Regions from separate parts of the Homo sapiens genome. Here region 1 is linked to region 2. A link is an interaction called in ENCODE POLR2A ChIA-PET data of the cell type or tissue named here. Cell type or tissue: MCF 10A. All regions are shown on one strand. Links, peaks and the distances in the headings refer to the core of each region. The heading gives the core; the rest is flanking DNA. Region 1 overlaps LPGAT1 (lysophosphatidylglycerol acyltransferase 1). Region 2 overlaps INTS7 (integrator complex subunit 7).

Evidence for each region. ChIA-PET counts read pairs that join two places held together with the same protein. Peaks named below come from ENCODE experiments on the same cell type or tissue, not always from the same donor. Only the 100,000 strongest peaks of a DNase experiment are listed, where the experiment ranks them.
Region 1: POLR2A ChIA-PET joins it to region 2 with 10 read pairs; 3 of 35 experiments call an interaction of 5 or more read pairs at or near these places.

What each region holds. Positions count from the first base shown.
Region 1 is chr1:211,806,225-211,821,515 of GRCh38, forward strand. The region is part of intron 2 of LPGAT1 (lysophosphatidylglycerol acyltransferase 1); the gene reads right to left. Among named protein-coding and RNA genes, the nearest start is that of LPGAT1, 17 kb to the right of the region's middle. In MCF 10A, for the core only: no CTCF peak of the experiment used is centred there; a DNase peak (open chromatin) is centred at 7,587.
Region 2 is chr1:211,940,582-211,954,618 of GRCh38, forward strand. INTS7 (integrator complex subunit 7) reads right to left here. Exons shown (of 20, transcript NM_015434.4): 17 at 11,988-12,120; 18 at 6,026-6,124; 19 at 4,203-4,388; 20 at 1-1,530. The coding sequence ends at 1,243. Among named protein-coding and RNA genes, the nearest start is that of INTS7, 88 kb to the right of the region's middle. RefSeq lists an enhancer at 6,978-7,590. In MCF 10A, for the core only: a CTCF peak has its summit at 4,322 (motif pointing left); a DNase peak (open chromatin) is centred at 4,370.

The sequences.
Region 1 (15,291 bases), core at 3,303-11,302, 130 kb before region 2:
ATTACAGCCTGGGAAACAGGGCGAGGGTCTGTCTCAAAAAAAAAAAAAAAGAAAATCAATCAATATAATTCACCACATTAACTGTCTAAAGAAGAAAACCTTCCACAGCAATAAAAAAAAAAAGAATGAAATCATGTCCTCTGCAGCAACATGGATACAGCTGGAAGCCATTACGCTAAGCAAATTAACACAGAAACAGAAAATCAAATACCGCATGTTCTCACTTATAAGTGGGACCTAAACATTGGATATGCACAGACACAAAGATGGGAATGGTAGACACTGAGGACTCCAAAAAGGGATGGGATGGAGGAAGGGGGAAAGGATGGAAAAGCTACCTATTAGGTACTGTGTTCACTACCTGGGCTAGAAACCCAAACTTCAGCATCATGCAATATACTCATGTAACAAACCTGAACATATACCCTCTGAATCAAAAATTTAACAAATAAAATTTTTTTAAAAAAGAAGGTCTCATGATCATATGAATTGACGCAGAAAAAGCATTCAATAAATTTCAGTATCCATTCATCATAAAAACTCTCAGCAAACTAGGAGTAAAAAAATTTCCTCAGTGTGATAAAGTTTTAAACGTAAAACCTACAACAAACATAGTATTTAGTAGTATTTAGAATGCTTCTCCCTAAGATTAAAAATAAGGCAGAGATGTCCACTCTCATCACTCTTATTTAATATTATACCAGAAGTCCTAGCTAGTTTAATAAGAAGAAACAAAAAATGGGAAAGGAAGAGATAAAATTCTTATTCACAAATGACATGATTGCCTATGTAGACTATCTTAAATGATTTACAAAAAACGCCTATTCCCAATAAGTGAGTTTAGCAAAGTTGCAGGATACAAAACTGACATAGCTATCAATCATATTTATTTATATGAGAAATGAACAACAGGAAATTGAAATTTTTTAAAAATACTATTTACAAAAGCTCCTCCCCAAATGAAATACTTAGGTATAAATTTAAAACACATGAACAAGATCTATATACTCAAAACTACCAAACGCTGAGAAAGAAATCAAAAAAGCTCAAAATGAAGAGACATACTATGGTTATGGATTAAAAGACTCAACATAGCAAAAATGTCTATTCACCCACAACTTGATCTACAAATGTAACTCGAAGCCAGTCAAAACTGCATTAAAAATTTTTGCACATAAGTGAATTTTAAAATGTATATAGAAAAGTCAGCAAACTAGACTAGCCAAAATAACTTTGAAAAAAAAATAAAGTTGGAAGAATCGCACTACCCAGTTTTAAAACTTACCATAAAACTACAATAATTAAGATGGTGTGGCATTGGTGAAGGGACAGACACATAAATCAACAGAACAGAAAAGAGGATCCTGAAATAGACTACGTAAGTATGGTCAAATGATCTTTGACAAAGATGTAAAGTCACCTGAATGGAAAAAGAATAGTCTTTTCAACAAATAATGTTGCAAAAAAAATGTGAACCTTGACCCAAACCTCATACCTGATAGAATGATTAATTCAAAATGGATCACAGAGATGTATGTAAAATGCAGAACTATAAAACTCCTAGAAGAAAACACAGGAGAAAATCTCCATAACCTGAGTTTGGGCAAAGTACTCTTAGACATGACATGAAAAACACAAGCCATAAAAGAAAATAACATCAATGAACTGGGGAGTCTCTCTCAACCTATTCTGGCTTGGGGGCTGCCCAATTTTTTTAAAAAAATCAATAAATTAGACTTTATCAAAATGTAAACATTTTAATGAGGAAAAGACACTGTTAAGAGAATAAAATGAGAGAAAATAATATGCAATCACATATCCAACAAAGGGTTTATATCCCAAGTATATAGAAAACTCACGCCTGTAATCCCAGCACTTTGGGAGGCCAAGGCAGGCAGATCACTTGAGGTCGGGAGTTCGAGACCAGCCTGACCAACATGGAGAAACCCCGTCTCTACTAAAAATACAAAATTAGCCGGGTGTGGTGGCACATGCCTGTAATCCCAGCTACTCAGGAGGCTGAGGCAGGAGAATCACTTGAACCCGGGCAGGGTTGTGGAAATTGCAGTGAGCTGAGATCACGCCATTGCACTCCAGTCTGCGCAACAAGGGCGAAACTCCGTCTCAAAAAAAAAAAAAAAACCTCTCAAAACTCAGCATTAAGAGAACAAACTACCCAATTAAAAAAATTAAGAAAAGACTTGGACACTTCACCAAAGAGAACACAGATGGCAAATAACTATATGAAAAGATGTTCAACATCATTAGCCACTAGGGAAATGAAAATTAAAAACATGACAAGCTACCTTTATACATTTACTAAAATGAGTACAATTTTAAAATATTGGCAATACCAAGAGCTAGTGAGGGTAGAGAACAACTGGAACATTGCTGATGGAATGTAAGATGGTATAGCCACTGCAGAAAAGAGTTTGGCAGTTTCTCATGAAGTTAAACATACATTTACAACGTGACTCAGAAAACCCACTTCTGGATATTTACCCTGGAGCAGAACTCAGCAAACTTTTTCTGTAATGGGCCAAACAGTAAATATCTTTTTTCCTCCAGATCAAAGTAATAATGGGAGGCATTACTAAATGGACTGCACTCTTTTTGTTTCGTGTTTATTTTCTTCCATTTACTATCTAACAACCTCTCCCCCAAAGTAGCCTGGTTCAAATTAATTGTGTTGGCCAGGCACGGTGGCTCACGCCTGTAATCCCAGCACTTTGGGAGGCTGAGGTGGGCGGATCACGAGGTCAGGAGATCGAGACCATCCTGGCTAACACAGTGAAACCCCGTCTCAACTAAAAATACAAAAAAAAAAAAAATTAGCTGGGTGTGGTGGCAGGCGCCTATAGTCCCAACTACTCGGAAGGCTGAGGCAGGAGAATGGCGTCAACCTGGGAGGTGCAGCTTGCAGTGAGCCAAGACCACACCACTGCACTCCAGCCTGGGCGACAGTGCGAGACTCCAAAAAAAAAAAATTAATTGTGTTAAACCACTGAGAGCTGAGGTAGCTAAGACTTCACATCTTAAGTTTCTTTCTATAGTATGTCCCAATAACAGCACTTCCACCTGTACAAAATCCCCAACTTGCTCAAAGGTTTCTTGTCTCACCCTTTTAAATAACTCCTTTCATTTATGTATAAGTTGAGCAACAACACTGAATTCAGAGATTCAAATGTAAATCAAAGGTCTTTTAATTTTATAACATTGGGAAAACTTTAACTAAGTAATGGAATTTAGCAGTATCGGCCTTAGATTCCTGATATGGTTTGGCTGTGTCCCTGCCCAAATCTCATCTTGAATTATAGCTCCCATAATTCCCATGTGTCGTGGGAGGGACCTGGTGGGAGGTAATTGAATCATGAGGGGCGTGTCTTTCCCATGCTGTTCTCATGATAGTGAATAAGTCTCACGAGATCCAATGGTTTTATAAAGAGGAGTTCCCTTACACAAGCTCTCTCTTGCCTGCCGCCATGTAAGACATGACTTTGCTCCTCATTCACTTTCCACCATGATTGTGAGACCTCCCCAGCCATGTGGAACTGTGAGTCATTCAAACCTCTTTCCTTTATAAATTACCCAGTTTTGGGTATGTCTTTATTAGCAGTGTTAAGAACAGACTAATACAATTCCTAAAATGAGTAAATGGAAAAAAGGAAATTCTAACATCTCCTAAAGGTAAAGGATTACACCAAATTGCCAGGAATACGTGTACAACATGAATACCTCTCTGTTTTGCTAACAGAGCTCTAAAAAGCTTTAGAACTGAACTATTATATATAGTAAGGGTTTTGATCTTAAAGAAATGTAGAGCCGGAAAGGAATTTTGAGATATTTTAAGTCAAGCAGAAGAAACGTAACTCTATGGTTCCTCCCTGCCTGAATGAATTAGTTGAAAAGAAAAACACAGATGGTAAATATAATTAATTTACACCACCTCCTGTTCACTATCCCCCAAAGCACTAATTGATATGTTCATTCATTCAACTGGTTTTATTTTCTTCAGAGAGACACAGGGTTCTACCACTGCAGAAGACATAAAAGTATACTAGAATTCTATCATGAAGTAATTAATGCAATTCAAGAGAAAGTAGAACGTGACGGAAGATAGAGGGTGGAAGGAAAAAAGAAAAATTAAAACAGATAAACATTTTAAATAGTATACACAATTTGCCTGCCTTTCCAGTCAACAGATGTATGCCCTGGAGTACAGATAGACTGGAATCTTGAATATGCTGTTCCCTGTCATATTCAGCTCTCATGCCCATCATCATGTCAGCATCTCATATGCCCATCATCATGCCAGCATCTCACTTAGCTGTGTGATTTTTGCTTTTTAAAGGTATGTTTTCTTCCATATAAAACTTAAGTCAACTTTTTAATTGAGGTAATACAATCCCTGTCTTCAAGAAGTTTGCTCACTTATTGGGAATAAAAAACAAACTGTGAAATAATACAATACACACGAAAATATGTACGTACCACAGAAGCTAGGAAAAGAAGTCATTGTGAGCTGAAATATGAAGGGAAGAGATACAAAAGACAGCGAGAACATGCCCGGGTAGTAACCTTCCTGGGGAGACAGCTGGTACTGAGAAGAAGAGGAAATAAGATTATATCTATAAATACAAATTCAGATTATAGGATTACTTTTAAAAGTCAGATACTAGACTTTAGGCCAGGGAATACAAAATTCCTGTTTTATCACCACACAGGTGACAACAGAGGGAAGTAGGCTTCCTATATGACAATAGGGAGCAGTGGGACTGTGTTTAAATAAAGAGAACATTCACCACCCAAAGTGGGGAGACACTATTCAGCTCTAGTCTCTTGCTGATATTTGGAAACACAGACCCAGGCTACCATATCCTCCAATTCTTTAAAAGTAATTGGAAAGTCAAGAGTTTTTATGAAAGTTAAAGAAAGAGGACATTAACAATGAAGGAAGGTTTATGAGCAAGCAGGGAGGAATGAAATCCAAACAAAAGGACTGGGTCTTGATAGGAGGGACATTCTACACTGCAGCAGAAAGAATAAAGGGAGGGAGCACCCAAAAGATAAGGCAGGCTTGGGCCAGGTTATTAAAGCACGAGAATCCTTAACATTATGTTATAAACAACAGAAAGCCAGTAGGTAAAAGGAACTGATAACATACGGGTCAGAGGGAAGGAATGAAGAGCTGTCGGGAATGATGGAGGCTAGTTTGCTAAATGGGGATTTTTTTTAAAGATGGGAGTATCTTGGCTCAGCACAGTGGCTCATGCCTGTAATCCAGCACTTTGGGAGGCCAAGGTGGGTGGACTACTTGAGGCCAGGAGTTCAAGACCAGCCTGGCCAACATGATGAAACTCCGTCTCTACAAAAAATACAAAAATTAGCCAGGCATGGTGGTGTGCACCTGTAGTCCCAGCTACTCAGGAGGCTGAGGCACAAGAATTGCTTGAACCTGGGAGGTGGAGGGTGCAGTGTGCCAAGATCCTGCCACCCGCCACTGCACTCCAGCCTGGGCGACAGAGTGAGACTCTGCCATCCCGCCACTGCACTCCAGCCTGGGCGACAGAGTGAGACTCTGCCATCCCGCCACTGCACTCCAGCCTGGGTGACAGAGTGAGACTCTGCCTAAAAAACAAAAAAGATGAGATTATCTTTATATCCTGGAGGATAAGAGCATTCATGGTATAATGAAAACACATGGGCTTTAGAGCAGCCCTTCACTCAAAGACTAGCTCGGCTCTTGCCAGCTCTATCACTCACATTGTGCACATTACCTAACTTCCACAGATCTTCATTTGCTCACTGATACCACTTCCCTTGACAGGATTGTTTTCAACATTAAGTAAGAAGCCATGTGTAAGCACTTGTTAAACGGCCTGGCACAGCAGATACTCAATCAAGGTGTTTCTTCTCACTAGAAGCATTACTGGTTATCTGTGTTGGCACAGAAGTTAGTCTCCCTACTGCAGAATGAAGTAAAAAGGCTTGGGAGGGCTTTCTTTTTAACAAAAAGTCTTATCAAAGGATAAAAAGTTTCTAAGGGAACCAGAGAAATTAACCTAACCAGGAAACTATACATGGAAAAATCTAAGGTTACAAGAAAAAAACATCATTTTGAAAATGGTATTAATAGGATGATTAATGTAAGCATATGACACAGAGACAGGAAAGAATAAAGAGATTAACTAGAACACACTATAGGTATAAGGTTCTCACTGAGCAAGGAGCCCAAACCTAGAGTCCATAGGATCCATTAATGGACTTCAGAGTTGTGACTCCTTGAAACTGTAAAATTGTGACCATGTGCAAAGGTTCTATGGAAAGCTGAAAAATGCACCCCTCCACAACCCCAAAGATATCCATGTCAAATCCCTGGAACCTGTGAATGTTACTTTATATGATAAAAAATGTGATTAAGTTAAGAATATTGAGAGGAAGTGCTTATCCTGGATTATCCAGATGAACCTTAAATCCAACGACTCGAGTCCTTGTGTAACAGAGATACACAGAGAAGAAAGGGCAGTAATGTGACCCTGGAGGCCGAGGCTGAGTGATGCAGCCACAAGCCCAGGAATGCAGCCCAGATGTTGGAAGAGGTGAGGGATCTCCCCCAGAACCTCTGGAGGGATCTTGGCCCTGCTGACACCTTGATTTGAATGTCGGGCCTCTAGAACAGTGAGAGAATAAGTTTATGTTTCTTTAAGCACTTCTGTAGTAATTTGTTTTGGTAGTCACAGGAAACTAACACAGGTGCACCCTTCTAGAGGGAGGGGCTATTTACTTTCATCAGATTCTGAAAGAGGTTCTAATAAACCTCCAAAGGTAAAAGAACTACCACTGCAGAAAGTAAGCAAAACTGTCTATAAATAAAAGAATTAAAAAATTTTTAAACGAGCAAAACAAGTAGTTATTTGGATAAGGTCTCATAGCTACTAAATGCTGAAGTAAGAATTTATCTATGAATATAACTCAATATTCATTTCATTATCTCTTGGGGTTCAACTCTACGAATGCATTAAAAGGAAGTGATTCCCAAACAATTCAATAATTTGTTAAAAATATAAGTTCCCAGGCTCCACCCCGATGTACTGATACAGAATCTCCAGGGTACAGGAATATATATATTTATGCTTATAAATACGTATGTTTTCTTACTTAAAGCTCCTCAAATAATTCAGATGTTTAGACAAGGTTAGAAATTATGACTACGAAGCAGGGGTCCTCAAACTTTTTCTATAAAGGATCAGAGAGCAAAATTTTCAAATATGCAGGCCAAGAGGCAAATGAGGGTATTATGTCGGTACTTATGTAACAAATTTGTTTTCTAACAAATTTCTACGAAAATTTTATTGACAAAATTCAAAATAAAAAATTAATAATAATTGAATACAATTTATATAATGCAGGTCTACTAATGACAAGAATGGAATTATTTCTCAGGAGAGAACATTTTGCTTAACTGGAGTTCAAAGTTAGTGTTCTCTTAGCATCAGGTTGATTGCAAATGTTCATCTGTACAAGCTTCTTAGCTGGAGGGGAGTTATGAAACAGGCAGTGAGCTGGATTTGGCCCAAGGGCTGTAGCTTGCCAACCTCTGCAGTAAGGTACATGAAAGAAGAAAGAACCACAACCCCTGCCCTTAAGCAATTTACAAGTCTGTTAAAGAGACAGGAAAAGAAAAGGTAATAGTCAAGAACATGAAGGAGAAATCTGAATGTTGTAGAGCAATGATTCCTAACCTTGTCAAGTATGAACATTCTTTTTTAAGGTCAAAAAATGTGTCCAGCCTTAACATATCAGTTCTTTTAGAATTGAGTGAAAATATCCATAATAAAAGTAACAACAAAATTTAAAAGCTTTTAAAGGATTTCTTATTAATCAAAACAGCAGCCACATATATTTGAAAAACATTAGCACATATTTACAAGACACATTATTTATTCATCCACAGATGGTACTTAATATGCGTATGGATTCCTGACCCCCTGAGATAACTCTGAAGCACTGGAGGAAATCTCAGCCCAATAGTTAGGAACCACAACTACAGAGTTGATGCCAAAGAGGTTCAGAGGGAGGCAAAGAGTGGAAACTGGAGCAGTGTGGAAGGGTGTCACAAGGTTAGACAGGCAGGTAGAAATTTTCAAAGAAACAAAGAACAGATTTTGGGGAGAGGAAGAATGAAACTGAGAAAATGAGGAGGGGTTGCAGGAGAGCAGCCTTACTAAAGAGCTTGGAACAGGACCAGATCCATGGGGGCTCTGGACCACTCAGCCTGATTCTGCCAACAGAGCCAACATTTAAGTGCTTTCCATGTATGGAGTGCTGATATGCATTCTTTCATTCAATCCTCACCAAGAACAGTTTCCTAATACACTAGCTGTGTAAGTAAATGATCCCGGTTTCATCAGGTACAACCCTAAGTGGGTCAGGATCTAGACTTTTCCACCTTAAAAAATAAAAAATGTAAAAAGTCTTCCCTTGACCCTATATCACTCCCTCCAGTATCACCCTCTACTCCTTCACAGCCAAACTTCTGGAAAATCATACATTCTTGTTTCCATTTTGTCCTCTCCCATTCATCATTCATCTTCGACCCACTCCAATCTAGTTACACTTCTACCACCTCAACAAAGCTGCTCTTGCTAAATACAATAAAAGATATGTCAGCTCTCATCTTGGAAAATGTAAATAAATGCTCAGCTGCATTCAGCGGGTCCCTGCATTGAAACACTGTGGACTTCTGTGACCCCACACTCTTAAGGCTGGCATTCCTTCCACTTCTTCTCTTCCCATCTTCCTCTCTTAACCTCCAAATGGTGGCATTCCCTCACAAGTTAATCCTGGGCCTCTCGTCACTTCGTACTGAGATATCCCTAGGTGATAGCAGCTTTAAACACCATGGATAATTTGCCGATTTCTCTTTCTAGCTCAAGTTTCCCTTACAAGTTCCAGACTGCACATCCATGTCAATTTCACAGCTCCACTTGGATGTTTTTCATCTACCCTATGCTAAATTTTTAAATTTTTAAAATCTTTCCTCTCAGTTACCTCCTCTCTAAACTTCCCCATCTACCCAGCAGCTCACACCAGAAACCTCAGGGGCATCCCTGTCACCTCTCTCTCTACCTCATCCTCCATGTCTAATCTCTCAGCAAGTCCTGACAATTTTCCCTCCTATAAAACTCTCCAATCAGTTCACTTTCCATCTCCACTGCCATCATCACTAGACCAACCATCACCCTCACCTGATAAGGTGAGAATCTTCCACACGGTCTCCTGGCCACACACACTGGCTTCTCTTGAGTCCATTTCTACAAAGCTGCAGAGTAGAATTACAAATGGGAATCTGATTTCATCATTCCCTTACTTAAAACTCTTCGATGGTTTCCTCAAGATAAATTTCAAAATCCTTAATATGCACTACAAAGCTTTAAAGGATTTGGCCTCACCAGCTTCCCTCAACCACTAAACTCCTCTCCCCCTCACTCCCTCCCTGCTGCAGCCACTGGCCTTCCCTTTGTTCCTCAAACATGACAAATGCTTTTCTTTTTTTTTTTTTTTTTTTTTTTGAGACTGAGTCTTGCTCTGTCACCCAGGCTGGAGTGCAGTGGCACAATCTCGGCTCACTGCAAGTTCCGCCTCCCATGTTCACGCCATTCTCCTGCCTCAGCCTCCTGAGTAGCTGGGACTACAGGCGCCCGCCACCACGCCCGGCTAATTTTTTGTATTTTTTTTAGTAGAGACGGGGTTTCACCGTGTTAGCCAGGATAGTCGCAATCTCTTGACATTGTGATCCACCCGACTCGGCCTCCCAAAGTGCTGGGATTACAGGCGTGAGCCACTGCGCCTGGCTTTTCTGCCTTTGTGCATGCTGTCCCTCCTCCTAGCTTCACCTGGCCAACTCCTACTGATTCCTCAGGTCTCAATTTCAGTGTTCCTTTCTCAAGGGCATCCCTCCCTGGCACCACTAGTCTCAAGCTCAAGTCCTCTGTCTCATCCTCTCATAGCCCTTTTCACATGTGATTCCGTGGTTATGATGTGACTCCTGTTGTCTCTCTCCCACACTAACATGTAAACTTCTTAAGAACAGCAACTATGTTGTTTTGTTTGCCACTGTACTCCCAGCCACCAGCACAATATCTGACACAGAGAAGGCACTCAAATTTTTGCATTAGAATAGGTGACTGAATTAATAAATTGCTTTGAAGCACTGCAAAATTTACAAACATAAAATCTAATTAGTTAATATTTTATTCAGACTACGGCCTAAATTATTTTTATTGATTGATTAAAGCAAGAACTCGATTGAGCTACACTACTAGCTAGGCCTGAATAGCCTCAGATATATTTCTAAGACTACCTCATAAGTTAGCTTTTATTCATTTACACATGCCTTTTCCCAAAAGGCTAACATAATTATTTTCCTAGACATTAATATAATAATGATCATTCTAATAATAATGAAATTATCATTTATAGAGTGCCAAACACCAGGCTTCACTTTACATTCAAGTTTCATAACCTCCATTTTTACAGATGATGAAACTGAAGCTCAGAGAAATTAAGCAACTAGCTCAAAGATAAAACTAGCAAGTGGGAGAAACAGGATCCAACCTCATACTAGCTCAAAAATCAATGTTTTTTCCCCAACACATCATGCTATCTCTAATATACTTATTTTGCAATATCTATTATTTGTTGAAAATACATCTGTATACAAATATCTGAGGCTTAACACAGCTTAGAATGATTATTTACACTTTATAATGGCTGCTCAATTCAGAGTCTCATATACAAAAACAAATTCTATCCCAACCGTATAAAACAGCCTGCAACAATTATTCCAAATGACATCCTAGTTCCTTATCCATGTAACCTATACTTATAAATTTAGCCCCCAGTTAATTTTCTTCCCTTCAAGGACCTCAATTAACTTTAATAAATGGAACCATCATATTAGGGGGAAACGTATATATTGATCTCTGTTTTTCAAAAAACTTGTCACAAATGCATTTTGAACATGCAGTTCATAACGAACTCAACTATTCATAAAACCATCCGTCGCTGGGCATGGTGGCTCACACCTGTAATCCCAGCACTTTGGGAGGCAGAGGCAGGTGGATCACCTAAGGTCCGGAGTTCGAGACCAGCCTGGCCAACATGGCAAAACCTCGTCTCTACTGAAAATACAAAAATTAGCCGGGCATGTGGCCGGCGCCTGTAGTCCCAGCTACTCAGGAGGCTGAGGCAGGAGAATCACTTGAACCCAGGAGGTGGAGGTTGCAGTGAGCCGAGATCGCACCACTGCACTCCAGCCTAGGGGACAGAGTGAGGCTCCATCTCAAAAAAAAAAAAAGAAAGAAAGAATTTTTAATAATCTAGATTTTAGATAATTATATTCTTAAGAAGAAATGAGACATTCTACTAACTAATGAGTGTATAAACAACTGGCAACATTTTACCATGTCAGTAATAGGATACATGAAACTTGAAAAACCTTGTGACCACAGCTTTTGGTAATGGTGCTTCATTTTTTCGTTCCTATTAAATGCCTCTGCTTCATAAAATCAGCAGTTGAGATTACTAACAAACTTTCAGGTTTTTTGTTTTTGTTTTTGTTTTGAGACAGAGTCTCACTCTGTCCAGAGACAGGCTGGAGTGCAGTGGTGCGATCTCAGCTCACTGCAACTTCTGCCTCCTGGGTTCAAGCAATTCTCCTGCCTCAGCCTCCCGAGTAGCTAGGACTACAGGTATGCACCACCACACCAGTCCAATTTTTGTATTTTTAGCAGAGACGGGTTTTCACCATGTTGGCCAGGCTGGTCTCAAACTCCTGACCTCAAGTGATCCACCCGCCTTGGCCTTCCGAAGTGCTAGGATTACACGCGTGAACCACCGTACCCAGCCAACTTTCAGTTTTTAATGGCAGGGTTCATTAGTCTTAGGCACTACTAGGGCATATAAATGCAAAACCATGCTTAACAGAAATAGACTAGTAATTATAATTTAAATATTTTAAAATGAACATCACCCAAGTCTCTGGGATCCAAGCAAGTATCCTTAATAAGTAAAGTAGGCCCAAAATAAGACAAGAAGCAGGATCTTGGATAAACTGGACAGTAAAGGGGGTGGTCATCATGCAGCTCCAGCAAATCGTTACTATGCAGGAACAAGGGCTCAGCATGGCCAGATCTCTAATTTCTCAAGAATAGCTGGAAATGTGGAATTTGTTTTCATGTTTTGTGAAATCTCCCTAATTTGAAATGTTGACAACTAATTTAAGTTTAAATAGTGCTAAGACAAAATAAAACAGATCAGCTTCTGAATATGGCCACTAATTTGCAAACTCTGAAAAGAAACTCCTAAAACAAAGCCTAAATACTCAGCAAACCCTAATTTTAGATTAGGAATGGTAAACTCTTATGTAACAATATTTGTCAAACTTTGGAGTGCACTAGTGATCTTTAAAGTTCTCAAGGCAGACCAGACCCTAGAGCTTTACTGTATTAATGTCACATTTATTTCATATTCCTTACTAAAGTACCAAAGGTAACTCACTCCTTCCATTCGTTTTGATGACATTTTCTTACTGCAGCCAAATGGAAATAGAGTGGATGTCTTAAACATATGCTACTGGTAAGCAGTCTAAGAATCAAAACACGTTGGAAACCACTGGGAGACAAAAGAAACACACTTTGGAGCCTACTTTATGCTTTTCAACAGACCTCAAAGAAAATTAATTAGATGGTAAAATTGCTCTCCATTCTATAATAATCAACCAGTGTACAATAGGATGGTGGCAGTGCTATTTTAATTATAATTACATAGTTAAACAAAAATCTTGTGTTGTACTTTTTGGTATGGACATAGCAGCATTATAGGCATGAATCTTCTGGGAAAATACAGATAGCAACAAGGAGAAAAAACTGCGCAAAACTGCTTTTTCAGAAAACCTAGGAGAAAAACAAAAATATAAAAATCCCAGGCCGGGTGCGGTGGCTCATGCTTATAATCACAGCACTTTGGCAGGCCAGGTGAAAGGACTGCCTGAGGCCAGGAGTTTGAGACCAGTCTGGGCAACTTGGCAAGGCCCCATCTCTACAAGAAAATTAAAATAATTACCTAGGCATGGTGGTACATGCCTGTCGTCTTAGCTACTTGGGCTGAGATGGGAACGATCACTTGAGGCCAGAAGTTTCAGGCTGTAGTGAGTTGGAATGCACCATGGTATTACAGCCTGGGTGACAGAACAAGACCCTGTCTCCAACAACAACAAAAAAAACCAAAAAATTTAAATCTAAAAAATAAAACCACCAAAGTACCTGAGAACAAGGCTGAGATCAAACAAGGCATACAATCTATGCTGGGGTGGAGAGCAGCTTATAGGGCAAGACAGTGTGGCATGTGATGAAGAGGGCCTGACAGTGGCAGATCTCAGAAAGCAACAGAACAATACCTTTCCTTAAGAAAAGAGTTGCCGCGCACGGTGGCTCACGCCTGTAATCCCAGCACTTTTGGAGGCCGAGGCGGATGGATCACCTGGGGTCAGAAGTTTGAGATCAGCCTGGCCAACATGGTGAAACCCCGACTCTACTAAAAATACAAAAATTAGCCAAGCATGGTGGCAGACGCCTGTACTGCCAGCTACTCGGGAGGCTGAGGCAGAGAATCGCTTGAACCCAGGAGGCAAGAGGTTGCAGTGAGCCAAGACTGCACCACTACACTCCAGCCTGAGCAACAGAGTGAGACTCCGTCTCAAAAAAAAAAAGGCAGGCAGGGGGGTGGTTTACATTGGCATGCTGGAGCCATGTCCCTCCAATCACAGCTGCAAAGGAAGGAGTGGAAAGTTCAGAATTAGCGGCAAAAGACCTTCTAGAAGGTCTAGACATTTTTTTAGAGAGGCAGAAGACTTGTGGCCACACAGAGAAACACACCCAGGTGTCATATGTGAAAAAGACTACCTCTGAGGCAGAAATCTGGAAATCTACCCTGGCCCCATACAAACCTCCTACAAATAACAGATTGAGGAAAATCCAATTCATTAAGTCACAAGGAAAAAAAGGTAACTGGCATGGTACTGACTGAGAGATACTTTAAGAAAAATGATAGATAATGTACCAACTGTCAGAGTACACTAAAAAAAAATTACAATGGAGAAGACAAAAATTATAACTGAATAATTTTGCTTGATTTTAAGAAAATCAGTGAAGCCATCATCACTAAGAACAAGACCACAAACAAGAAATACAAGAACTCAAGGGAGAAATGTCTAGATAACAGGAATAGGGAAGCATGAATTGGTAGAACTAAACAAAAAAAAAAAATAGAAGAATAAACAAAGCCATCACAGAAATGAAGAAGAAACTGATAGGAGAACAAAGAAGAGACGTTGCAGAAAACACAGTAAAAGACATGAAAGAAACAAACAAATGAAAAACGGTTTAAAAGGATTAAAGGAAAAATAACAGATATAAAAGACATACAAAAGGAGATTCAACATACATATAACTAAGGTCTCCAAAAAGGAAAACCAAAACAATGAGACAAAGTAAATATTTAAAGATATGATTAAAGAAAACTTTCCTGAAATGAAAATACGTTTGAATCTAAATATTAAAAAGGCACACATGTACCAGGAAAAATTGAGCTACACAGTCAATACCACTATATCCTAATAAAGTTACTAGATATGAGAGATAAAGGGAGAATCCCTTTGGGCAGACAGGCAAAAAGACCAAGTCAATAATAGGAAAAAATTCAATCTGGCTTCATATAACATTTAATATCAGAAGACATTTGTATAATACCTGTAAGATACTCAAAAAAAAGAAAGTGTGAGGCAACATGGCAAAACTCCATCTCTACTAAAAATACAAAAATTAGCTGGGTGTGGTGGTGCATGCCTGTAATCCCAGCTAATTGGGAGGCTGAGGCAGGACAATTGCTTGAACCCAGGAGGCGGAGGTTGCAGTGAGCTGAGAACGCACCACTGCACTCCAGCCTGGGAAACAGAGTGAGACTCCATCTCAAAAAAACAAAAAACGTATAAAGCAACAAAAGACAAATTCTGAAAATGTTGTAAGAATAATATCCTCATCTTGTTCCCCTGAGCCCTTATTGAGAAACTACTAGAGGATAAACTTCAGCCAACCAAAGAATGACTCTGCACAAAGTACCTGGGTGAACATTACATTTAACTAAAGAATTAAGACAAAAACAGATGGAAATGAAGCTGATAAAATAGAATGTAAATATTATAGGCTATAACACTGTATAAACTCAAATAAC
Region 2 (14,037 bases), core at 1-8,000:
TATATCTACCATACTGTGCTAAGAAAGTCTATTTTATCATGGTTTTCAACCAGAATTAAAATAGGAAAAAAGGGGGTTTTCTGGCTAACCAGAAAACTCTGTTCCCTGAGCATCCCAACAAACTGAGCCTGTGTAATAAAGAGACTGCTCTCTCTAAACAATCAGTCTAGCATAACTCATCAAGTATAAACCAAACCAATCACCAACCAAAGGAAAAGATCCACCCCTTCTAACTTAAAACATTGAAGATATTAAATGAGTGTTCTTCACTTTTGGAAACAATGTGAAATGTCTGTATTATACACAGTTGCAGACACATCAGAAAAAACAAATTAATTTTCTATGAAATTGCTAGCTGCTCTTTGTTTCAATTAAATATGAAAATAATAAAGACTGCTTTAGCACAGGAAGAGATAAATATGTGGTTGAACTAATACAGCAGGATGTTTCAATACTGTTAGACTGTGGGCTTTCATAATCCAGAAGGCTGGATGTTGCACGGAACACTTTCAAGTCCATCTACAGAAGGACTCAGGTTCTGCTACCATGGATAAACCTTGTAGTGACTGGTCAGAACCTCCCAATGAACAACTCAGAATCCTAGGTCTAAGTCAGGCAGCAAATGATGTATTTTGGAAGAGTAGCGGTCAAATTTACCAATTCAGTGATCTCAACATGTGACTATTCTTGAAAGAAAAAAAAGCTTGGCAACAGAAAAAACTAATAATAAAACAAGAAAGAACAATCTTTCTGGCCAGGATCCCAGTTATTTTTCAGACAAAATGTATTTATTTATTTTTTTGAGACGGAGTCTCGCTCTGTCGCCCAGGCTGGAGCACAGTCTCGGCTCACTGCAAGCTCCGCCTCCCAGGTTCACACCATTCTCCTGCCTCAGCCTCCCAAGTAGCTGGGACTACAGGCGCCTGCCACCATGCTTGGCTAATTTTTTTGTATTTTTTAGTGGAGACGGGGTTTCACTGTGTTAGCCAGGATGGTCTTGATCTCCTCGTGAGCCGCCCACCTCAGCCTCCCAAAGTGCTGGGATTACAGGCGTGAGCAACCACGCCCAGCTGTCAGACAAAATTTTTAAGAAAACAAAATTTTTTCCAGAATATTACATTACAAAAATCAATGAATAAATGAACTACACTGTAACTTTAATACTTATTCCATATGAAAAACCAAACTGTTTCTGGCAATTTGATTGATCTCTTGAGAGTCTGCAGTGCATTCATTCCATGGTTAAAACCGTGTGTAGGCATTGCGTTGCTGCTGCTGCTGTAATGGCTGCTGGGCTTGCTGCTGTTGTAAGCGAATTTGCTGGGAATAAGGGTCTTCCAGGGATTTTACAAATATGGTAGTTCTGGGACCAGTCTTCCATACTATACCATTGGCATCTTTCACAGAAGATTCCACTGTAATGTTGTGTGTTCCAAGGATAGCAAAGTTCAACAGAAATTGAGTACTGAAGTAATCATTATGAGGTTCAACCCTTTGCTCCATCTCATTGGTCATGTTGTCAATGGGTATCTGCAATGAAACAATTGTTAACTAACAACAATGGCTAACATTTCTTCAGTGCTTACTATGAGTTAGGCCCTGTTCTAAGAGCTTATTTAGACCATGCAGACAATAAAAAATTAGGTACTGCTATCATCCTTGCTTCACCGATGAGGAGTCTAAGGCAGACAGGTTAAGTAATGTCTCCAAAGTCACATGATTAGTGAACGGAGTAGGAATCTGAACACAGGCAGACTACCTCCAGGGCCTACACTCTGAACTACTAAGTGATGCTCCTCACTCTACTTGAGTAGAATGAGCTCCCAGAGCCGTTGACAGCCCCTTCACATGCTGGCCTTTCTTCCTTGCTTACTCAACCCCATCTCTAAATCCCTATCTTCCTTTAGACTGTGAAGAGATATTCTGAAGAAATAGGATGAAATCACCTGTTCCAGAGAGTTTAAAACCTAAGAGACTGAAAAAGAACAAAACACTAAGCAAATTTAAGTTAGGTTCCCCCCCAACAGTTAGTCTGATTTTTATTACTTAATGTAGTGATTCCTTACTCCTTTAACAAATTAACTGAACCATTTGTACATTGCTCATTTAATAAGCACTGTTTTGTTCAGACTGGAAGTACAATATGTTATAAAACACAGATTTATAGGCTCATTCATTTAGCCAGACACTCATGCCTTTGTTCTTCAAAGACCAGAATAAAACCTGCTGACGTACTCTTACCTGTACCCAAGATGAAACGTGTCAAGAGACAGATTTATCCTGAGAATGCAAATAAAGGTGATCTTAATGTGTATTTGACCAAATTACTCTAGGTTTATGTGCGTGTTTCTGTGGTGTAATTAATTATATAAATGTGCCCTGCAGCTTTGTGTCTCAAGGAGCAGTTATCATGTCACTTTTCCAGAGACATTTACCTGTAATAGTAATGAACTGACGTCACCAACCAATTCAAGGTCTTAGAATTATTTATAGTACAGGTACTTTTTCACATTTAGCCTTTGTACAGTTTTTATTTCCCTAAAGAATATGCCAACCAAAGAACTTCCTTAAAAGGACCAGAAATAGGCCTAGGGAACCTGATCACCCTGAATGGATGGCTGCATCTTAAGCTGCAAACTCACTGTGAATAACACTGCAAAGTAATCATGTTATTACTCGGCTTATTATATCAGCTTCCTGACTTTAATCAATGCCTCTTGAGAGGTAGGTCAACAAGCAGAAGACCATAGCTTCTAGGTTTGAATGTTATTTTCTTAACAGTAGAAATTATATGCAAGTAACAAAGAGAATCATGGTTACTACTGTTTCAAATTCAAAGTGAAGAGAGAGTTGCAGACAGGGATAAATTATGTAAATTCTCATTACAACCTTCTGTGACAGCAGATACCCAATTTTAACAGTTATACTCTAAATATAGTAAATAATTTTTTCATCATTCACAAATTATTGAGTGGCTACATAAGGTACCATGCTGTATGGCACAGAAGTCAAAACAGAGGAAAAGAGGAGAATGAAGGCTCAGCCGTGTCAGAGTGGACAGAGTGCCAAAGTGAGAGGAACTTGCCATAGTTAAGAAAGTAGTAATGGCTTAAGAAAGTAATAATAGTTTAGAACCAGACCTTCCCTTGGCTTTTTAACCTAAAACCACCAAAGATAATAAAATGCTCTCTTTTTATACCTTCACTGATACCCTGCCTTCCATGCTATGCCACAATAAACCTGGACACAGCCAATCTGGGCATCTGAGTAACTTCGCTGCTACAACTGTGGACTTGGTCCCTTGCTTCATTTACTGTGGATAAACCACCAGGGAATCGGAAATAAATGTCTAAAGCAAGGAACATTCTTTATCTCGAACACTGGCATTTCATGGGCACAGATTCAGCATCTTAGCTCTGGCTAACAATGTAGCCTAATTCAGGTTATTACTTACCTATATCCTGAGTTCCCAAGGCAGCAAATCCCTAGGGTTACACTCTTAAAAAAAGATTTTACTTTATCTGATCATTTTATAGAAATGCTATATACTTTTTTTAATGATAAAATTTACTTAAAATGGAGAAAACTAAATAGATGTGTATTTTTTGTGGGGAGGGATTGGGTGGGTTAGGGAGACACTTATTTTCCAACTTCTGACGTTTGAAGGGACCTCCTGATGTAAGAGAGACCTTTCGTTAGATTAATATTACTGACCTAGCAGGGAGGAGGTGAGTCTTGCTGATGGGTGACTTTCTGGGCAGGAACCAGACATGGGAAGGTAAGCACTTGCTCTTTCTCTTCTGCTTTGGGCACCTGAGTCCTCTGTGCCCTGCCATAAATTTTATAGGGGCAGGCTCCCATACGTACTGACTGAGGCTGGGTGAAAAAATCCAATTCAGGGGTCTACGGTTAGAAAGGCCTTGCTGCCAGGCATTGGAGTTAGGTTTTCCCACAGCTCCAACAGTAATAAAACTCATATTTTGATCTTTGCCTGGATGCTTTGTCTCTATCAACTGGTTCAGGGAGAGAAAAAGAAGTGTTTATCAACCCCTTACAGCCCCAATGTGGGCTTTTAATTTATGTCCATCTGATCCCTTTGGAGGTATAACTGCAATCTATTTAACCATGAAAAACACTGGAAAACTTCCATCAATGAGCTCATATAAAACCTGTATCACAATTCTGCCTCTTTTCTAAATTACCTTGTAGTCTTGTCCAGATTTACTCTGCAGTGTGGAAGAAACATTCAGACAGACAGACTGAATTTTGCGGAAGAGTCCTGGTTTAGATCCGTGCTGAACCACTCCCTCTACCTTTAGCGCCAGCTGCTGGTTATTCTGGACAGCAATGGGCTCTGCAGGATTCCGGGGCGATGGTGACAGAGCAAGCTGGAATGCCAACACTCAAATAAATGCCAACAACCAAGAGCAAGCTTCCTTCCGACAAACATGTCTGTGCTAATCACTGGTTACAGGTTAACAAATTCGATTGTGCACTCCCCCACCCCCACAGGACCTGACTGTGCCAGGACAACGAGACAGATGTACCTTTAAAGTGCCTCCTTCTAAACATCACTGTGGTTTTCATCCCAAACCTCAGTTCTATTTGAGGATAATAGAGAATTAGAAAAAAGCAAAGGCACTATTCTCCCAATTTTTGTGGTGAGGCATTTCTTTGACAATGAACCACTTCTAGTAGGGAAAGGCATTATATAAATTTTCATTACCTAAGAGCTGTCTCTTTGGTCTTACGTAATTTTAAATAAACTAAATTCAAATGTAAATGAACTTAAAGTTCCAGGATTATCTACACAACGAAGTCACTGTGCTATAAAAAAAGTCAATATCTACAAATGAATCAAATGACATTTTTCACCTCTCATTAGTTTTTCTTCAAAAATGTATTAAAAATCCCAAACACATCAATTAAAGAAAGCCCAAGTCTTGCTAAATGAAAAGATGGAAGAAATTTGAGTCTTTTTGATAATGTTGTTGAACTACTGATCAACCCTGGAGACATCCTACTTTAGGACTTCTTATCTAGATCGTCAAATCTTCCTCATTATTCCAGTCATTTTGAAATGGAATGCTCTGTTATTTGTAATCAAAACATTTGCATGGATGTAAAAGTTTACTGAAGACATTAACTAACAGGGATAATCCAGGAGATCTCTTAGAAGTGACAATTTTCTCCCTTTTCCAACAATTTCATTTTCTGAATCAAAAATAGCTTTTGAATTGTGAGTGGCTTAAATATTTCAAAATACTAATTCTACTCACTGGTTAGCCCCTCAAAACATGTTACTGAAAGGCAGAAGTACTTTGGAAGAAGAACTGGTGACAGTTTACTGGATCTGATTCATTCTAAGTTGGGTCTATAAGTTGGGTCTGAATAGACTCAGCTCAAGATCCTTGCAGGCTACTGTGATAAATCACTAATTTATTCCTGGAGGTGAGAGACAAACAACAGAGCTCCAGTTACCCAAATGCCTGTCTCATAGAATTTGGCACTGACAATTAAAAAGGGAGAGAGTTTAACTCCCAAATTCATTTCTTTCACCAAACCACTTGATAAAGGAGAGAAATGGCTTACAACTAGGTTTTATCAAAACCAAAGGTAAGCCAGGCACAGTGGCTCATGCCTGTAATCCCAGCACTTTGGGAGGCAGAGGTGGGTGGATCACTTGAGGTCAGGAGTTCCTGACCAGCCTAGCCAACATGGTGAAACCCCATCTTTACCAAAAATAAAAAAATCAGCTGCGTGAGGTGGTGGATGCCTGTAATCCCAGTTCCTTGGGAGGCTGAGGCAGGAGAATCGCTTGAACCCGGAGGTTGCGGTGAGCCAAAATCACACCACTGTACTCCAGCCCAGGCGACAGGGCGAGACTCTGTCTCAAAAAACAAAACAAAACAAAAAAACCAATAAACCAAAGGTAACACACTGAAGTGTAGCTATGTCCTACATAATCTTCAGAAGACACCTGGTTTTAAAACCTATATTAACCTTAGTATTCTTCCTGTATTACCTTGATGCTGGTAGACTGTAGTTTCTGGAAAAAATATCTCTGGAAAGAAAGGGGAACTTTCAGCAAAGCAATGATGGCATTGCAGAGGCATGCTGTGTGCTGGGGGAAAAAAGAAACTAAATCAAATAAAAATAAATTTTCAAATTTCATCAACAAGTGGTACATTCAGTATAAAACTACAAATGCCCATATAGATTATTACAAAGGTACATACCAATCAAGAACTAGGCATCACATCCAGGAACTGTGCATACATACTAAATCATTCATTACAGATTTTTACTTTATTGTGAAGTATATTCAATAAAATATAAGTGACAGAAATGAGAAAATCCACAGTCCTCGAGGCCAAGCAATAGGCAAATTCCACATTTCTACAGCGCTCAGAACTATCAGTATATTATTAAACAATTATATTAGATACTAAAATATAGAGTAACTATCACATGGCAAAGTATGATAAACAGTATGGTAAAGAAGCCCGAGCATTTTGCAGGACTTTGGCTTTGAGCTGGCTCATTCTTTCATTAGGTGGCTTGTCTCTATGGCCATTGGTCCTCAGAGTAAGCAGTGGTGGAAACTTGGTCGAATTCAGATGAAAGAGGACTATATAGTCGGGGAATCCTGAAACTCTAATAAAATATCTTATTTCTCAAATCTGCCTCACACATTTAACTGAGTTTTGAAAATCCCAGCATGACTGCAGAGGTACAGAAACACCACAGAGAATATTTTGAGCCTTAATGAAAGTGGTCATAAAATCAGAATTTAAGCGTTCAAAGATATTTTAAAGATTACCCAGTCTAATAGAAGAAAACTGAAAGTATCATAAGAACACTTTTAACTTCAGGTGAACCAGAACCATTCCTGCTTGGTCTACTATCCCTTCCTCAGTCTACTCCCGTCTCAGTGGCCTCGTAAGTCACCACAGTGAGGCAGCGCTCCTTTCACGGGGGCACTAGCTGCGGGAGGTCTGTTCTTGCAGACCCGATTCAGCAACGGATAAATAAAGTATGCTGACACACAGATATTCTGCTCTGCCAGTCCAGCTGAGGGTCCCAGCCGCTTACAGGCTCCTGCTGAGTCCTGTAAACAGTTGCAACTAGGCCCTGATCAGCTAGTCAGACTCGCATTTATTCAGTAAGATTAATTAACAAAAGCTTGAGTCAACACCATTAGAGGGAAATTGACATTGTGGACTTCTGAGTAAAAGGCACTTAAGCACTCACGGTACATCAAAGGTTAGTCTTTATATGAGTAAACAAGCTAGCCAGGTAAACTACTCTGCCTTTCTTTATTACTATTTTAATTTGTTTAAAGGTAAAGAGATCAGGCCGCCTTCAGCCAGATCTATTACTGAAGTTAGGCAAACTTCTCAGCCTTCCAAGAAGATTTGTGTCTATTTCTATAACTATCTCTAATATTTTTCCCACCAGCCTGATTGAAACCCAACACCACAGGTTGAAAACTGCTGCATGCACCATGTGGTATGCTGTCTGTCCCTCTAGGCTCCTGCTTTCAAGCAGAGTGTCACCTAGTTGCTCATGCTGTAAACATTTTTTTTTTTAAAGTTGGGTGTTAAGGCTAAAAGCCAGAAAAATCCATTCCTTATTGGGTTCAGGCAATTGAACATTTTGTGCCCAACAGACTCATAGTACAAATGCCAAGTCTATTACCTGAGATAATCACAACACAGATTTAAAGACACTGGTTCTATTTTTTCAGATTTAACTGTTAAAATAGCATTAATCAGCTTCCTGCAACAAGTAATTTGGAAAGTATTTGCAGAGACATCCACCTTTGGTGGACCTCTGATGCCACACTAGTGTCTAAGGAGAGAAACATCTTTGAAGCGTGGACTCAGAGGACCACAAGGGACTTCAGGCTGTTTTCAGGCAGAAAGTCACCATTTTGCCTTTTAAAAGAATGGTGCAGATTTTGCAATACCCTCTTGGAAAAGTGTGGAGTGCCTCTGAGGTCAACAGCCCCTTGGGTATTGACCTCCATAGGTGTATTAGCAGATCACTATTAAGATGTCTGGAGATGTAAATTACGTATCATGATCAGTAAACCAGCAGAAAGACGTTAACGCTTTTTGTTTTGTTTTGTTTTGTTTTTTGAGACGGAGTCTCTCTCTGTTGCCCAAGCTGGAGTGCAATGGCACAATCTCGGCTCACTGCACCCTCGGCCTCCCAGGTTCAAGCAATTCTCCAGCATCAGCCTCCTGAGTAGCTGGGATTACAGGCATGCGCCACCACGCCTGGCTAACTTTGTATTTTTAGTAGAGACAGGGTTTCACCATGTTGGTCAGGCTGATCTCAAACTCCTGACCTCGTGATCCACCCGCCTTGGCCTCCCAAAGTGCTGGGATTATGGGCATAAGGCACTGTGCCTGGACAATGCTCTCTTAATTGTCAATCCAATGGATACTTTTCAGTCTTTGTATTTTCTGACATTTCTGTGGCACCTGATAATGCTCTTCCTTCCATGAAATTCCACCTAATAGTCCATACCCTTATTTCTGATTCTTCCTTTTGCCATCTTCTTTTTAAAGAGCCTCTTCTTTTGTGTGTTCCTTAAATGCTGATGCTCTCCTTGTTGTCTTCTCTTCTCAATCCATGTTTTTCATAGGCAATTCTCCCCACTCCCGTGACTTTAAGAACTTCTATGTGCAGATGACCTTATATGCATCCCAGCCCATCTTTCTTCCAACTGCAACGTATTTACTATCCAACTGCCTAAAGACAGCAACATGTTTGAAAGTAAAACCTTCATCTTCTATCACCTCTCTATATTCTCTCAGTAAAGGATCAATCAGTTGTGTAACTGATCATTCAAGCTGGAAACCTGGAAGGCATGCCTCCATCATCTCATGTCTAGTTAAAAAACTCAGCCTTGAAAATATTTTCACTAAATATCTCTCATATATATCTATTTTTCTCATTCCTACTGCCATTTTAGTAATTTGTTCCTTAGTTTGGATTACTGAAAAAGCCTTGTAGTCATTCTTCTTTCCTCTAATTCCACACCCTGCCAGCCATTTCCTGTTTTGCTTCTATATGATAATATACAATCTATATTAAGCACTTCTCTCTCCTACCCATTTACAATTTCTAAGAAGCCCCCCTGTGCCTAAGGACAAAGTCCAAGCTCCCTTATACTGTGTTCAAAGCCTTTTGTCACCTGGCCACTGGCTACCTCTCTGATTTCATCTCTCTAATCCCTAGCCTGTATGTTACATTGAAGTAATAACAAACTGTTCCTAGAAGACATCACCCTATTTCATGCCTCTGCTTTTGAATATGTTCTCTACCTGAGATTCCCAACCCCTTCTTATCTGTCTGGAAAACTCATATACAAATACATCTTCCCTCTCAACTGCACCACCAATCCATTTTCCCTATCTTTTGATGTGAACTACTCTCTTTTTTGTACTACATCTCTACCTTGTGCAGAATTCTATTAATGCACATATACTGTATTGTGTTTGTTTATAAAATCTTTCTTTCTTAGACTATGGACAACTTGAGGGAAGATCCTGTGTCTTTGTCATTTTTCTATCCCTAGGATCCCATAAATACTTGTTGAACTGAATCTGGAGGCTCAGACAGTAACAAATCTATAAAGTACAACTTGGAAATACAGAAAAAGGGAAATAACTTACTTACTTACTTATTTATTTGAGATGAAGTTTCACTCTTGTCACCCAGGCTGGAGTGCAATGGCGTGATCTCGGCTCACTGCAACCTCCGCCTCCCGGGTTCAAGTAATTCTCCTGCCTCAGCCTCCCAAGTAGCTGGGATTACAGGTGCTTGACATCATGCCTGGCTAATTTTGGTAGTTTTAGTACAGATGGGGTTTCACCATGTTGGGCATGCTAGTCTAGAACTCCTGACCTCAGGTGATCCGCCCACCTTGGCCTCCCAAAGTGCTGGGATTACAGGCATGAGCCACTGCGCCCGACCGGGAAATAACTTTTATTAACCACTCCCTATATGACAGCACTGTGCTAGGCAATTAGCATTATTTCATTTAAACCTCACAGTAATCCTATGAGGCAGGTATGTTTTCTACTTCATATAAAAGGATGTTAAGCAATGTGACTAAAGTCACACAGCTGCTGAGCAGCAATGCCAGAATTTGAACCTAGTTCTGAATGAGCCTAGGGCCCTTTTCTCTGTACTGTGTCTTCTGCTGGGCAGAAAATTCCCATTCCGTTATATTCAATTCCATCAAAATGAAGTTTGTTTAGCATCTATTTCATTTTTTAGGATGGAGCTTAGAAGAATATGAAAATAACCACTGTCTCACACAGATGTGTGTATTTCTTTCAAAGACTGTCTTTACACTCTCCCTTAGCAAACAATGTCACTGTCAAACAGCTGTCAATTCAATTCAGTAAATACTATTGACAATTTTACATGGAAAGCAATATGTCAAAGGAATTGCCCATCTTTAGATCTAACCTAACTCTTTAATGACATCCTATTTATTCTAAAACACTTGATAAAGCATGAAAGTACAGAATGAGAAGAGCAGAAGCAGAAGAGAAACTCTCCAAGGGGTAAAGTTCAAAGGCTGGGAATTGGGAACTGAATGTTTGTGTTCCCCCAAATTCGTATGTGGAAGCTGCAACCCCCAAGGTAATGGCATTTGGAGGTGGGCCCCCATGATGGGATGAGTGTTTTTTTTGTTTGTTTGTTTGGTTGGTTTTTTTTTGAGACAGAGTCCTCGCTCTGTTGCCCGGGCTGGAGTGCAGTGGCGCTATCTCAGCTCACTGCAACCTCCGCCACCCGGTTCAAGCGATTCTCCTGCCTCAGCCGCCTGAGTAGCTGGGATTACAGGCATGCGCCACCATGCCCAGCTAATTTTTGCATTTTCAGTAGACACAGGGTTTCACCATGTTAGTCAGGCTGGTCTCAAACTCCTGGCCTCGTGATCTGCCCACCTCACCCTCCCAAAGTGCTGAGATTACAGGCGTGAGCCACCGCACCCGGCCAGGATGAGTGTTCTTAAAGAAGAGGAAGAGTGACCAGAGCTCTCGATCTCTCCCTACCATGTGAAGATGTAATAAGAAGGTGGCTGTCACCAGGGCCAGGAAGAAAGTCCTCACCAGGAACCGAATCTGCTGGCAGCTTGATACTGGACTTTCCTGCCTCCAAAACTGTGAGAAATAAATGTCTGTTGTTTAAGGTACCAAGCCTACGGCATTTTGTTATAAAACCTGAGCAGAGATACTGGGGAATGGTCAGACAGGGAGGAGAAAATTTGGGTGAGAGTATGTTAGCCTGTCCTGTGACTGGGAAATCAGGGGAGAAGATAAAAAAAAGGGTGAGTGCTCTGAGAACTTCTTAGGAAGTGCCAAAGGCAGCAGAGATTCAGCAGGGTAAAGGCTGAAGAGTGTACTGAAAGGCATTAATGTCATCACCTGGTAGGAAATGACTCATTGCCAGTCAGCCAACAAGCCCTGTTCTTTCTGTTTCAATTGTCCAGTGGTTCTCCCAACCATGGCAGCATGACAGAATCACCTGAGTGTGTGTAAAACTACTAATGCCTGGGCCACAATTCCAGAAACTCAGAGTTAGCTGGTCAGGGGTGAGGCCTGTATATTAATGTATTCTTTAAAAAGCCCTCAAAGTGATTCTAATGTGTAGCCTGCGTTGAGAATTATTGCAACTTCAGTTAAATTGTTAAAAAAAGAAAAAATTTTATTTGCATTCTGGTAGAGCAGATTTTTATATATTAATATAACTACGTAGCAGCTAGAGATGTGCTAAGTACTTTCATGGATTATCTCATTTACTCCCCACTACAATGCTGTGAGGTAGGTATTAACCCTGTTTTATGGATAAGGAAACAGGCACAGAAAGGTTAATTTGTTGAACTCACACAGTAAGTGCCATAAATGTATGAAAAACCCACATCCATACAATAAAAGCTCAATAAAACAAATGCCACTTGCCATATAAGAAACAGGGGTATATTTCCGATTGAGTGATTCTACCTCCTCCAAGACATGATTATATACAGACATCATTCTTCTTTCATATTCACTATCAGCATGGGCTGTTCCAGTAGATCCATATTCCTGGAAACTGAAGTAAAGGTCAATATTCATTAATCCATCAAAATAGCATGGCTATTTAATGCCTACATGTATCAGGTACTTTCAACATATTTTCATTTAATTTTTAAAATAATGAAGTTATTTCCATTTACAGGTGAGAAAATTGAGGCTAGGAGAGGGTAAGTAGTTTGCCTACAGTCATACAGCTAGTAAATGGCAAGCCAGAATTCAAACCCAGGTCTGACTTCAAGTTATGTAATTCTTAATCTCTTTGGTTGCCAGGAAATATGACAGTGTTACTGCCACAGGTGAAAGAGACATAAACACATCTGAAAAGGGGACTATCAATAAAGCCAGCAGATAAGCTCCAAACCATCCATAAAGATATGTAATAACAGGTTAGATATATAAATAACAGGTCAGAACATGGAGGAATGTCACAGAAGAAGAGAGTCTTGAACATATCAGTAGGTAAGTAAGATGGGTAAACTTTGGAGAGATGGAAAGTACAGGACATTCATAGCTAGAGAAATGGCATGAATCTAAAGCATGGAGATGAAACGCATAGGCACGTTCAGAAGACAGTCTGTATACACAGCGTGCTGGGATAAGTTTAACCTAGATTTCTTTCTTTTTCCTCTACTGCTTTGAACCCCTGCAAATTTCTGAAAACATTTCTAAGTGAAAAAAGGCATTTCTATTTTATTTTTTTAACTTATTATTTTTTAATTTTATTATCATTATACTTTAAGTTTTAGGGTACATGTGCACAATGTGCAGGTTTGTTACATATGTATACATGTGCCATGTTGGTGTGCTGCACCCATTAACTCGTCATTTAGCATTAGGTATATCTCCTAATGCTATCCCTCCCCCCTCCCCCCACCCCACAACAGTCCCTAGAGTGTGATGTTCTCCTTCCTGTGTCCATGTGTTCTCATTGTTCAACTCCCACCTATGAGTGAGAACATGCGGTGTTTGGTTTTTTGTCCTTGCGATAGTTTGCTGAGAATGATGATTTCCAGTTTCATCCATGTCCCTACAAAGGACATGAACTCATCATTTTTTATGGCTGCATAGTATTCCATGGTGTATATGTGCCACATTTTCTTAATCCAGTCTATCGTTGTTGGACATTTGGGTTGGTTCCAAGTCTTTGCTATTGTGAATAGTGCCGCAATAAACATACATGTGCATGTGTCTTTATAGCAGCATGATTTATAATCCTTAGGTATATACCCAGTAATGGGATGGCTGGGTCAAATGATATTTCTAGTTCTAGATCCCTGAGGAATTGCCACACTGACTTCCACAATGGTTGAACTAGTTTACAGTCCCACCAACAGTGTGAAAGTGTTCCTATTTCTCCACATCCTCTCCAGCACCTGTTGTTTCCTGACTTTTTAATGATTGCCATTCTAACTGGTGTGAGATGGTATCTCATTGTGGTTTTGACTTGCATTTCTCTGATGGCTAGTGATGGTGAGCATTTTTTCATGTGTTTTTTGGCTGCATAAATGTCTTCTTTTGAGAAGTGTCTGTTCATGTCCTTCGCTCACTTTTTGATGGGGTTGTTTTTTTCTTGTAAATTTGTTGGAGTTCATTGTAGATTCTGGATATTAGCCCTTTGTCAGATGAGTAGGTTGCGAAAATTTTCTCCCATTCTGTAGGTTGCCTGTTCACTCTGATGGTAGTTTGTTTTGCTGTGCAGAAGCTCTTTAGTTTAATTAGACCCCATTTGTGAATTTTGGCTTTTGTTGCCATTGCTTTTGGTGTTTTAGACATGAAGTCCTTGCCCATGCCTATGTCCTGAATGGTATTGCCTAGGTTTTCTTCTAGGGTTTTTATGGTTTTAGGTCAAACATGTAAGTCTTTAATCCATCTTGAATTAATTTTTGTATAAGGTGTAAGGAAGGGATCCAGTTTCAGCTTTCTACATATGGCT